Linked DNA regions of Homo sapiens: region 1 is linked to region 2. The links are chromatin loops, found by intact Hi-C in ENCODE. Cell type or tissue: tibial artery. All regions are shown on one strand. Region 1 overlaps B4GALT1 (beta-1,4-galactosyltransferase 1). Region 2 has its middle 33 kb from the start of SPINK4.

Region 1 (5,000 bases), 61 kb before region 2:
CCACATGCCTGACCTGCCACACTTGGTAGTTCTTCTAAAACATGACTTAAAAGTGACTTCGTCAGCAATGAACCACTGACTGACCTCAGTGGAACTGCCATTTCTCATGCCTTACTCTCTCCCTCATTAAAGTCCCACTCAACCTTCAAAGGCCAAGCACTCAAGTTGCTTTCGCAATGCTGGTAGCTTTCTGTCTATTGCAGAGGCTTTCATGCTGTGCAGTGCAAGAAGAATCATCTGCAGAAGTATGTGAATTTACAGGTTCTTGAGTCCTACTCACCAGATTGATTTGATAAGCCTGGGGCAGGGGCCCAGGAATCTGCATTTTAACAAGCACTGTAGGTAACTGCAATTTTGATGCAATTCCCTGGACTACATTTTGAGAAACGCTGGTTTACAGGTTCACTTATTAACTACCACTTCCCTCCCACCCTCATGAAGCAATTTAAGAATGAGGTCAAGAAAAACAACTTACACTCAGGAACTACTGTGTATTTTCCTCTCTGAAAATGTGTAACATGTTTTGCTTTCAGCTTTTGCAAATGGTCAAATATAATAACTACGTTGGGACCCATGGTTTGAATATCTTTTTTTTTTTTTTTAAACTGGGTCTTGCTCTGTAGCCCAGGCTGAATTGCAGTGGTGCCAGCTCACTGCAGCCTCAAACTGCTGGGCCCAAGCGATCCTCCTGGGCTGTGGTCTCGGCCTCCTGAGTAGCTGGGATCACAGTCACGAGCCACACAGCTCAGCTAATTTTTAAATTTTTTGTAGAGATAAGGTCTCACCTGAGATGTTGCCAGGCAAGTCTCAAGCTCCTGGTCTCAAGAGATTTTCCTGTCTTGGCCTCCCAAAGTGTTGGGATTACAGGCATGAGCCACTGTGCCTGACTAAATATCTACCTTTTCACTCTTCCTCTTAATTTTCTAAGTTCCATTTTCTCTTTATTTATTTATTTTTGAGGAGGAGTCTCACTCTGTCGCCCAGGCTGGAGTGCAGTGGTGCGATCTCAGCTCACTGCAACCTCCGCCTCCCAGGTTTCAAGCGATTCTCCTGCCTCAGCCTCCCAAGTAGGTGGGACTACAGGCATGTGCCACCACACCCAGCTAATTTTTTGTATTTTTAGTAGAGCCGGGGTTTCACCATGTTGGCCAGGCAGGATGGTCTCGATCTCCTGACCTCACGATCCACCCACCTTGGCCTCCCAAAGTGCTGGGATTACAGGCATGAGCCACCATGCCCAGCCCATTTTCTCTTTTTCTGATTTTAAATTTATATTGGTCCTTTTTATGGTATATGTTCTTATAAGCCACCTCAAAAACTTCAGGAAACAGGTAAAGCAACCATTTTTTGGAGTTCAAACCAAATGTCATCCCCTCTTCAGAGCTTTCCCCAGTCCCCTCTCGGGATCAATCAGTCCCCACTCCATATGCCTGCAAAATCCTTCACAAACCTTGGCTGGAGCCCTGCAGAGATGAGGCACCAGTCGACCTGCCTGCTTCCTCCCTTAGAATCTTGACGGCAGGGATTGTGTCCCATTCCTTTCTATGCTGGGACAGTTCCTGGCAGCAAGAGCAGCAATCATGTATTGACCCACACTGCACTTGTTCAACTAAGAGGTGAGAAGCTGAGCTCACAGAGCTGGGAGCCATCTTGCCTTTGATGTTTTAGAATCTAAGATTTTAGTCTTAAATTACAGTTAAGATCAAGATGGGGCAAAAACACTCTCATTTCTGCCAGACGAGGTCTTCACAGCAAGCCTAGGTGGCCAAGTGGGAAGCTGGACCAACTGGGCAAAGTTGCGCCAGTTGCTCATCCATTCATCTGTGCTCAGAAACAGTCTGCCACATGAGGCCTTTTGTTTCTAGGTTTAGCACCTGATTCATGAGCTACAGCCACCACCCCCCAACCCCTCCAGCACCCCATCAATTTTAAAATAAGTTTTCTCCAGGCTCTAGGCCTAGCATCTGACACTTTGTGGCAACGGATGGCCTAACCTCCTAATAAAAATGGTGCATTTTCTTGGCTAAGCCTCACATAGCCACACCAAACAGGCTCTTCACCAAATGTCACTATTTCCTTGAGAGAATAATCCCAAAGCTCAAAGTTTTACATGGGTCACAAAATCACCAGAAAAACCTCAGGTGGTCACTCAGCCCAGGATGCTCTCGCCAAGGGTATCAAGGCCTAAATCTAAGGAAACAGCACCATGATCAGATTCTGCCACCTCAAAGGGCCAGGATCCACCTCGAATCAGACCCTAGAGAATCCTGGCAGACAAGGGCCAATAGAGCTGTGGGAATTATGTGTTGGCCCCATGGTTACACAGGAAAGAAACTGAAGGCCATACAGGAAGACAGACTTCCTCAAGAACACCCTTGGATTGGCAAAAAAGCTGTCCTAACTTCCCCTTAAATAATCTTCCAGGGTTCTGATATTCCTGGATGCATCCACACAGTGGATAGCAAATCACAGCACACGTGCCTTTACTGTCCCTGCGCTGTACCCACGGGGATTCTGTCTCAGAATCTTTTCCAATTTAGGGGCCAGGGGGGCCTTCAACTGATGGAGGTGGCATAAAAGTGAATCTTATTTGACATCACTGAACTAAACCATTCTCAAGCATTAATTCTATACCATATGTGGTCACAGATCCCCAATTCTGTGGGGCAGTAGAAGCAAGGAGAGGACATGGGGAAACCTCTGGGAGACCCCAGAACAGGCAGCATGACAGTTCCACTTCTGTCCAGTGGGGAAGCCACAGAAATGCAAAGCCTTGGGGTCAAGAAAGAGTGACTGGGGGTCACAAGCTTTTAAAGCCCAGTAAACAAGCTCCCAAGTAGTGTTTGGTCTCTGGAGGAAAAATTCCCAAGAGGAATTTCTGCTTTCTTTGGTCCTCACTCAAGGGCAGATTCCTCCTTCTCACTCCTTCCGCTGGAATTTCTGGAAAGTGTGGAAACTGTGCCTGCCCACAGATATCACTACCAGGGAAAGGTTCTGAGGCCTACTTGCCTATAAACTCCATATTAGCCCCAGGAAGATCTTGCTGTATATCTGTCCTTTTAGAACTAGAGCGCTTCCAGAAGGGATGATTTCAGCTTCTCAGAAAGGTTTAGAATGGTCTAGGCATCTGGCATTTTATTTTAAGACTTTCACCTCCAGGCTGGGGCAGCCACCTGTGTCCTCTGGGCTCTCCTCTCAATCTGGAGCCAGTCACTGACAAGTAGCCCAGGAAGAATTCCAGAGTCACACTTACCACTACTCCCTCCAGGGTCCCATGCCTCACTGCCAAGTCAGGATGCTGGTGAGGATGCTTCGCTTTGCACCTCCTTAGGCCATTTGTTAGAAGAGATTTAGACATTTGACACACAGTCTACAGGAACTAAATGCAATTTTCTTTCTTTTCTTTTTTTTTTTTTTGAGACAGAGTCTCACTCTGTCACTCAGGCTGGAGTGCAGTGGTGCAATTTCAGCTCACTGCAGCCTCTGCCTCCTGGGTTCAAGTGATTCTCTTGCCTCAGCCTACTGAGTACCTGGGAATATAGGTGCATGTCACCACACACCACATCCAGCTAATTTTTGTATTTTTAGTAAAGACGGGGTTTCGCCATGTTGGCCAGGCTGGTCTTGAACTCCTGACCTCAGGTGATCCACCCGCCTCAGCCTCCCAAAGTGCTGGGATTACAGGCGAGAGCCACCACACCTGGCCCCCAAATGCAATTTTCAAGGGAAGGCAACACAGTAGGAAGGAATCACAGGAGGAAGGAATTACAGCCTAGGTTTCAAATCACTCCTCCACCTCTAAAAAGCTACAGTCAAGTTTTATAACCTCTCTAAACTTTGTTGGTGACAGCACAGTTCCTAACACACACTAGGCCTATGACATACATTTGCTGAATACAAGAATAATATTTGTATGTAGACCTCACACTCTAAGAGGAAGACAAGTCATTCTTTTTTTTTTTTTTTTTTTCCCCCTGAGATGGAGTTTCTCCATCACCCAGTCTGGAGTGCAATGTGCCATCCCGGCTTACTGCAACCTCCCCCTCAGGTTCAAGTGATTCTCCCGCCTCAGCCTCCCAAGTAGCTGGGATTACAGGCACCTGCCACCACGCCCAGCTGATTTTTGTATTTTCATAGAGACAGGGTTTCACCGTGTTGGCCGGGCTGGTCTTGAACTTCTGACCTCGGGTGATCTGCCCACCTCGGCCTCCCAGAATGCTGGGATTACAGGCATGAGCCCCCATGCCCGGCCAAGTCATTCTTGATAGAGAGAATTCAGTAGAGGATAAGGTGTCATAAAAAGAGACTGTTTACTGAGGAGAGTCAGCAGAGTTCAACTATACCAGCATACCTAACATATGGAAGAACAAAGGGCATTAACACAGTTACAGAAAAAGAAGAGTGCTGGTGAGAGACTGCACAAAACAATGGGAAAAATAGTTTTATGTTGCAACAAAATACAGCATGAGCAAAGTGAACATATATATAATAGATGCAGGAGGCTGAGGTGGAAAGATTGCTTGAGGCCAGGAGTTCAAGATTGGCCTGAGCAACATATTAAGACTTCCATCTCTAAAAAATAAAATAAAATTAGCCAAGTCTGGTGGTGCATACCTGTAGTCCCAACTACTCAGGAGGCTGAGGTGGGAGGATCGCTTAAGCCCAGGATTGCGAGGCCACAATGAGTCATGATCATACCACTGCACTCCAGTCTGGGTGACAGAGCAAAACCCCAACTCTTAAAAAAAAAATTGTAAATAAATAAGTAAATAACAGATTCAGAAGATATCTGCAATGTCTGAGACCAGGAAGGGATTAATATCTAGGATGTATAAGGAATTCCTGCATATCTTCAAGAAAAATATAAGAACTCCAGTGAAAAACAGGCAAAGGATTATAATGAATAAGCAATTTACCTAAGAGGAATCCCAAAGACCATCAGGCATATGAAGAAATGCTCCAGCTCATTGGTAATCAGAGAAAAACAAGTTAAAACAAAG
Region 2 (5,000 bases):
TAAGAGGATTTTGAGGTTATATCAGTGAAGAATTTTGCTCAGCTGCTACTAAGAGAGATCCAAGTCAACAGTGGTCTAAATAAGACAGGGTCTTAGTTTTCTCCTAGGAAAGGCCAGGCAGGTATGGGGACTCTATCTACAAGGTCTCCAGATTAGAATTATTTTGTCTTCTGCTCTGCTATCTGTGGCACATGACTTTACTCCTTAAGATCACCTCACGGATAAAAAATGACTGCTAGGGCCTCACCCATCAAGTCCATGTCCCAGGGAGGTAAAGGAAGAATGATGGGGGGAAAGATGAAGTGGTACTTGCTAGCTAAGTTAGCCTCCTTTATACAGCTTTCTCAAAACGCCACCCAATCACTTCCCCTTACTTCTCATTAGCCATCCCTATCTGCAAGGAAAATGTAGTCTTAGCTAAGACTAGGCACATTGCTGCCCCCAATATAGGAGTAAGGAAGGTGGGATAGTGGCTATAAGGAAGAAAACTAGCATTCTTCCTATGGCATGAATGACAGGAGCATGAATGAAAGGGAGAGATTGATATACAAATCATGTTCAGTGTGCCAAGGCCTTTCTGGAAGTGTTTCGTATTTCTCCTTATGTAATGGCTCAACAAGGAAAAGAGTCAGGACAGGATGGAGTGGTCTCTGCTGGGCTGCTTCTGGGGAAAAAGAAAATGTCTTTCACTGATGTATTAGCTGAGGGCCCAAAGTTGGGTAATGTGAGAAACCAGGACTCTCAGCTGGCCCAACTCAGCTGAAGTATTGCTCTCTCTTCAAAAGATGCTGGCTTAATGATGGAGTTATCATCACTCATGCTCTTCTTCCTATATGGGATGCTCCCCTCACTCTACATCTGAATTCCCAGCTCCTTCTACGCAACTCCCACTCAGTCCTCAGTTCTTAGCTCATAGGTTCTTTTTTCTTTTTTTTCTCTTGCTCTGTCGCCCGGGCTGGAGTGCAGTGGCGCAATCTCGGCTCACTGCAAGCTCTGCCTCCCGGGTTCATGCCATTCTCCTGCCTCAGCCTCCCAAGTAGCTGGGACTACAGGCGCCCACCACGATGCCTGGCTAATTTTTTGTATTTTTAGTAGAAATGGGGTTTCACCATGTTAGCCAGCATGGTCTCGATCTCCTGACCTCATGATCTGCCCGCCTCGGCCTCCCAAAGTGCTGGGATTACAGGCATGAGCCACCTCACCTGGCCAAAGCTCATATGTTCTCATAACCTTGTTACATGTTCTCATAAACCTGGAATTTGGTCAGGTGTGGTGGCTTACGCCTGTAATCCTAGCACTTTGAGAGGCTGAGGCAGGAGGATTGCTTGAGCCCAGGAGTTCAAGATCAGCTTGGGAAACATAGTGGTATCCTGTCTCTACAAAAAAAATTAAAAAATTAGCTGGGTGTGGTGGTACACACCTGTAATCCTAGCTACTTGAGAGGCTGAGGCGGGAGGATTGCTTGAGCCCAGGGGATCGAATTTGCAGTGATCCATGTTTGTGTCACTGTATTCCAGCCTAGGTGACAGTGCGAGACCTTGTCTCAAAAAACAAAAACAAAAAAACCCTTGAAATTTACTTGTTTGAGATCTGTTCCTGCCCCAGTCTTTTATTCTACCTCCAAGTAGAAGGTCCCTGAGGGGAGATACCATGTCTATCCTATTCATCAGTGAATTTCAAGCATTTTGTACTGTACCCAGAACACAGTAGTTGCTCCACAAATATTTTCTGAATGAATAAATATATCTTATAATAAAGTTCATACTATTTCTTAGCGATCTTTGGATTGTAATTAACAAAAATCTACCTAAACTAGTTTAATCAAGAAGGGGAACTTATTTATAATGATACTGGAACATCTCATAGAGACAAGGGACTAGATTATAGCCTAGCCTCAGGAATGGAGTAGAACTAGAAACTCAAATGCCACTGGGAATCTTTCTGTTTGTCATTCTCTCTCATAAAACCAGATTCTTCTGCTTGTTACTCCTATATAGTAAGGAAAATATGGCTGCCAAGAGCACCTAACTGTTATATGTTGTTGGGCCAATCAGCTGGAGGGGAGTTAATATAGCTCTCTGTTCTCTCTTTCTTCAATATTCCAGCATGGCTCAGGTGCCTGACCCTGGACCAATCAAGTGACAAAGGGTCAGGGTCATATTGTAGAAACATGGCAGCTCCCACTACAACCTTGTGGTTTGGGTATGGGAGAGTTGTTTCCTGGAAAAGAGGTTTTAGGAAGACAAAAAAAATGGGTGTCCATTGGAGCGAGCATCACTCATCCCTGCCCCAGCACTGGCTCCTTGACCATAGCTCTAGCATTTCCTTAGATTGATGCCTGGATCCCTAGCACCTCCAATGGGTCTTGAGGGCCCTTGCCAGAGGCCTCTGATAGTTTCTAATCCGATTCTTTGTTTACTCCCCTGAACCATTTTCCCCCAATAATGCCAGTATTTAGAGATACCATGGGTGCTTGAGACTTCACAGGGAGGAAGAGGCAGCCTGGCCTCCTCAAGATCCAAGAGATCTTGCTGGGCTTTACTGCCTGCAGAAGGTGACAGTGGAGTCAGGAGAGCTGTTGGACAAGGACAGACCTCAGGTGGGGGCAGCTCTCTTCATGATTTCCTTCAACTAGCACCCTACTCCTCTTACATCTGGTCATCATGCAGCTGTGAGGGATGGGCCTCCATAACCATCTGACAAATGAGGAAACTGAGGTCCTTAAAGGGGGCAGGACATGAGCATGGTCATTTAACAGATGTCTCAGTTCATTATGTATTGCTATAACAGAACATCTCAGGCTGGGTAGTTTATAAAGAAATTTATTTCTCACAGTTCAGGAGGCTGGGAAGTCCAATATCAAGGTGTTGGCATCTGGTGAGGGCCTTCATGCTGCATCATCCCCTCATGAAAGGTGGAAAGGCAAGAGGGGTGAAAGCAAGAGTGCAAAAGTGTGCTGAACTCACTTTTCTTACAGACCCAATCTCTCAAGAACTAATCCACTCCTGAGATAATGACATTAATTCATTCATTAGGGCAGAGCCTCCACAACCTAATCACCTCTTATTCAGCCCCATCTCCAACACTGTTGCATTGGGTATTAAGTTTCCAACACATAAACTTGGGGGACACCTTCAAACCATAGCAATAGATAAATAGCAAAGAAAACACTTGAACTTAAGCTTCCCTTCTTTATGCTCCAGCTATAGGGACTGGATGAGTTTAACATCTCTTCTGCAGAGACAATGCTGTGTTCAACAGATATAGACTACGTTTCCCAGGATCCCTTGCATGTAGGTATGTTGTGTGACTGAGTTCTGCCAATGGAAGGAGGTGGAAGAGATGCATACCACTTTCACATTTGGCCATGAAATATTCTACACACTTAAGCTGGGTGCAGTGGCTCATGCCTGTAATCCCAGCACTTTGGGAGGCCAAGGCGGGTGGATCACCTGAGGTCAGGAGTTCGAGACCAGCCATGGCCAACATGGTGAAACCCTGTCTCTACTAAAAACACAAAAAATTAGCTGGGCGTGATGACAGACGCTTATAATCCCAGCTATTCCGGAGGTTGAGGCAGAAGAATCGCTTGAACTGGGGAGGTGGAGGTTGAAGTGAGCCAAGATCGTGCCACTGTACTCTAGCCCGGGTGACAGAGCGAGACTCCATCTTAAAAAAAAAAAAAAATTCTACACACTATCTCCTCCACCTGTGAGGCTGGAAGCAAAAGGGTCTGAGAATGGTGAAACCTCCTAATGGAAGAAGGCCAAATCTCTGATTTCACCCAGGAGAGAGTTCCCTATCAAGATCTGCATTGGATTTTGCTGAAGCAAGTAATCAATCTTTACTCTTAAGCCACTAAGATTTTGAGGCTATAAGTTCTTATACATAGCCTAGCATACCCAGACTAGCACATCTCTGATGGAGCCCCTCTTCTCCACAAAGAGTTAGACTTGATCTCCCACAGCACTGTATCTGCCCCAGCCCTCACCACCTTCTCCCCTGACAAAGACCCAAAGTACAGTTTTGCAATTAGAAACACAGACCTTAGGTCTCCTCAGAACTGAGTCTGAACTCCAGGTCCACCTCAGACAGACCTAAGCAGGTTTCTTGACCTCTTTAAGACTGTTTCTGCATCTGTAGAGATGGTACCCATGTCAAAATGTGGTTGTAAGGATTAAACGAGATATTATATAATCAATGGTTCACAATAAGATGATGCCACTCTCTGAGGACAGGGGATTGGAAGTTTGTAGGGCCATTTTTAGTTGTAATGATGATTGTGGAACCCTTCTGGCTAGGGATGCTAGAGGTACTGTGACAGGGCACTCCCACACAATGATAAATTGTTGCTTGTTCCCCACACCTTTCATATGGTTCATCATTCATTTGTCTGACATTACAATTACATGAGCCTAGAACCTAACTCTTACATATAATCACAAAATATTGTTGTGTGGCTTTAATTGACTTTTAATTTATTGATTCTTACTTTTTAATTGCAATGAGGTCTCTCTGTGTTTCCCCGGCTGGTCTTGCACTCCTGGGCTCAAGCAATCTTCCTGTCTCAGCCTCCTGATTATCTAGAATTACAGGTGCATGCTGCCACACCCAGCTGTGTGGTTTTAAGATATATTAAATAGTCCAGGAATATCCAAGGGTGTGGACAAGGATGGGGAAGACAGAAGGGATATGGCAGAAACCCAGGTCTGGCAGGAGCAGAGCTATCACCACCACTATGCCCAGGGAGTGAGGGGTGGGAGATTACTAGAACCTGGAAGAAGAGTGTATGTTGCAGAGTGGGCGGAGTGTTGCAGAAAGTGTTCATTTCCTAGGGCTGCCATAACAAATTACTGCAAACTTGGTGACTTAAAACAGAAAAAAGATTCTCAAATTTCCAGAGGCCAAAAGTTTAAAATCAAAGCAAGGTCACATTCCTTTCAAAGGCCCCAGGGAAGAATCCTGCTCTTCCAGCTTCCAAGGGCTCCTTGGCTTGTGGC

Evidence for each region. Peaks named below come from ENCODE experiments on the same cell type or tissue, not always from the same donor. Only the 100,000 strongest peaks of a DNase experiment are listed, where the experiment ranks them.
Region 1: it touches region 2 in a loop (3-fold over the local background); 6 of 110 quality-filtered maps call a loop at or near these places.

The regions. Positions count from the first base shown.
Region 1 is chr9:33,143,295-33,148,294 of GRCh38, forward strand. All of the region lies in intron 1 of B4GALT1 (beta-1,4-galactosyltransferase 1), which reads right to left. Among named protein-coding and RNA genes, the nearest start is that of B4GALT1-AS1, 21 kb to the right of the region's middle. In tibial artery, no CTCF peak of the experiment used is centred here; DNase peaks (open chromatin) are centred at 277 and 2,247.
Region 2 is chr9:33,204,694-33,209,693 of GRCh38, forward strand. No RefSeq gene overlaps it. Among named protein-coding and RNA genes, the nearest start is that of SPINK4, 33 kb to the right of the region's middle. In tibial artery, no CTCF peak of the experiment used is centred here; no DNase peak of the experiment used is centred here.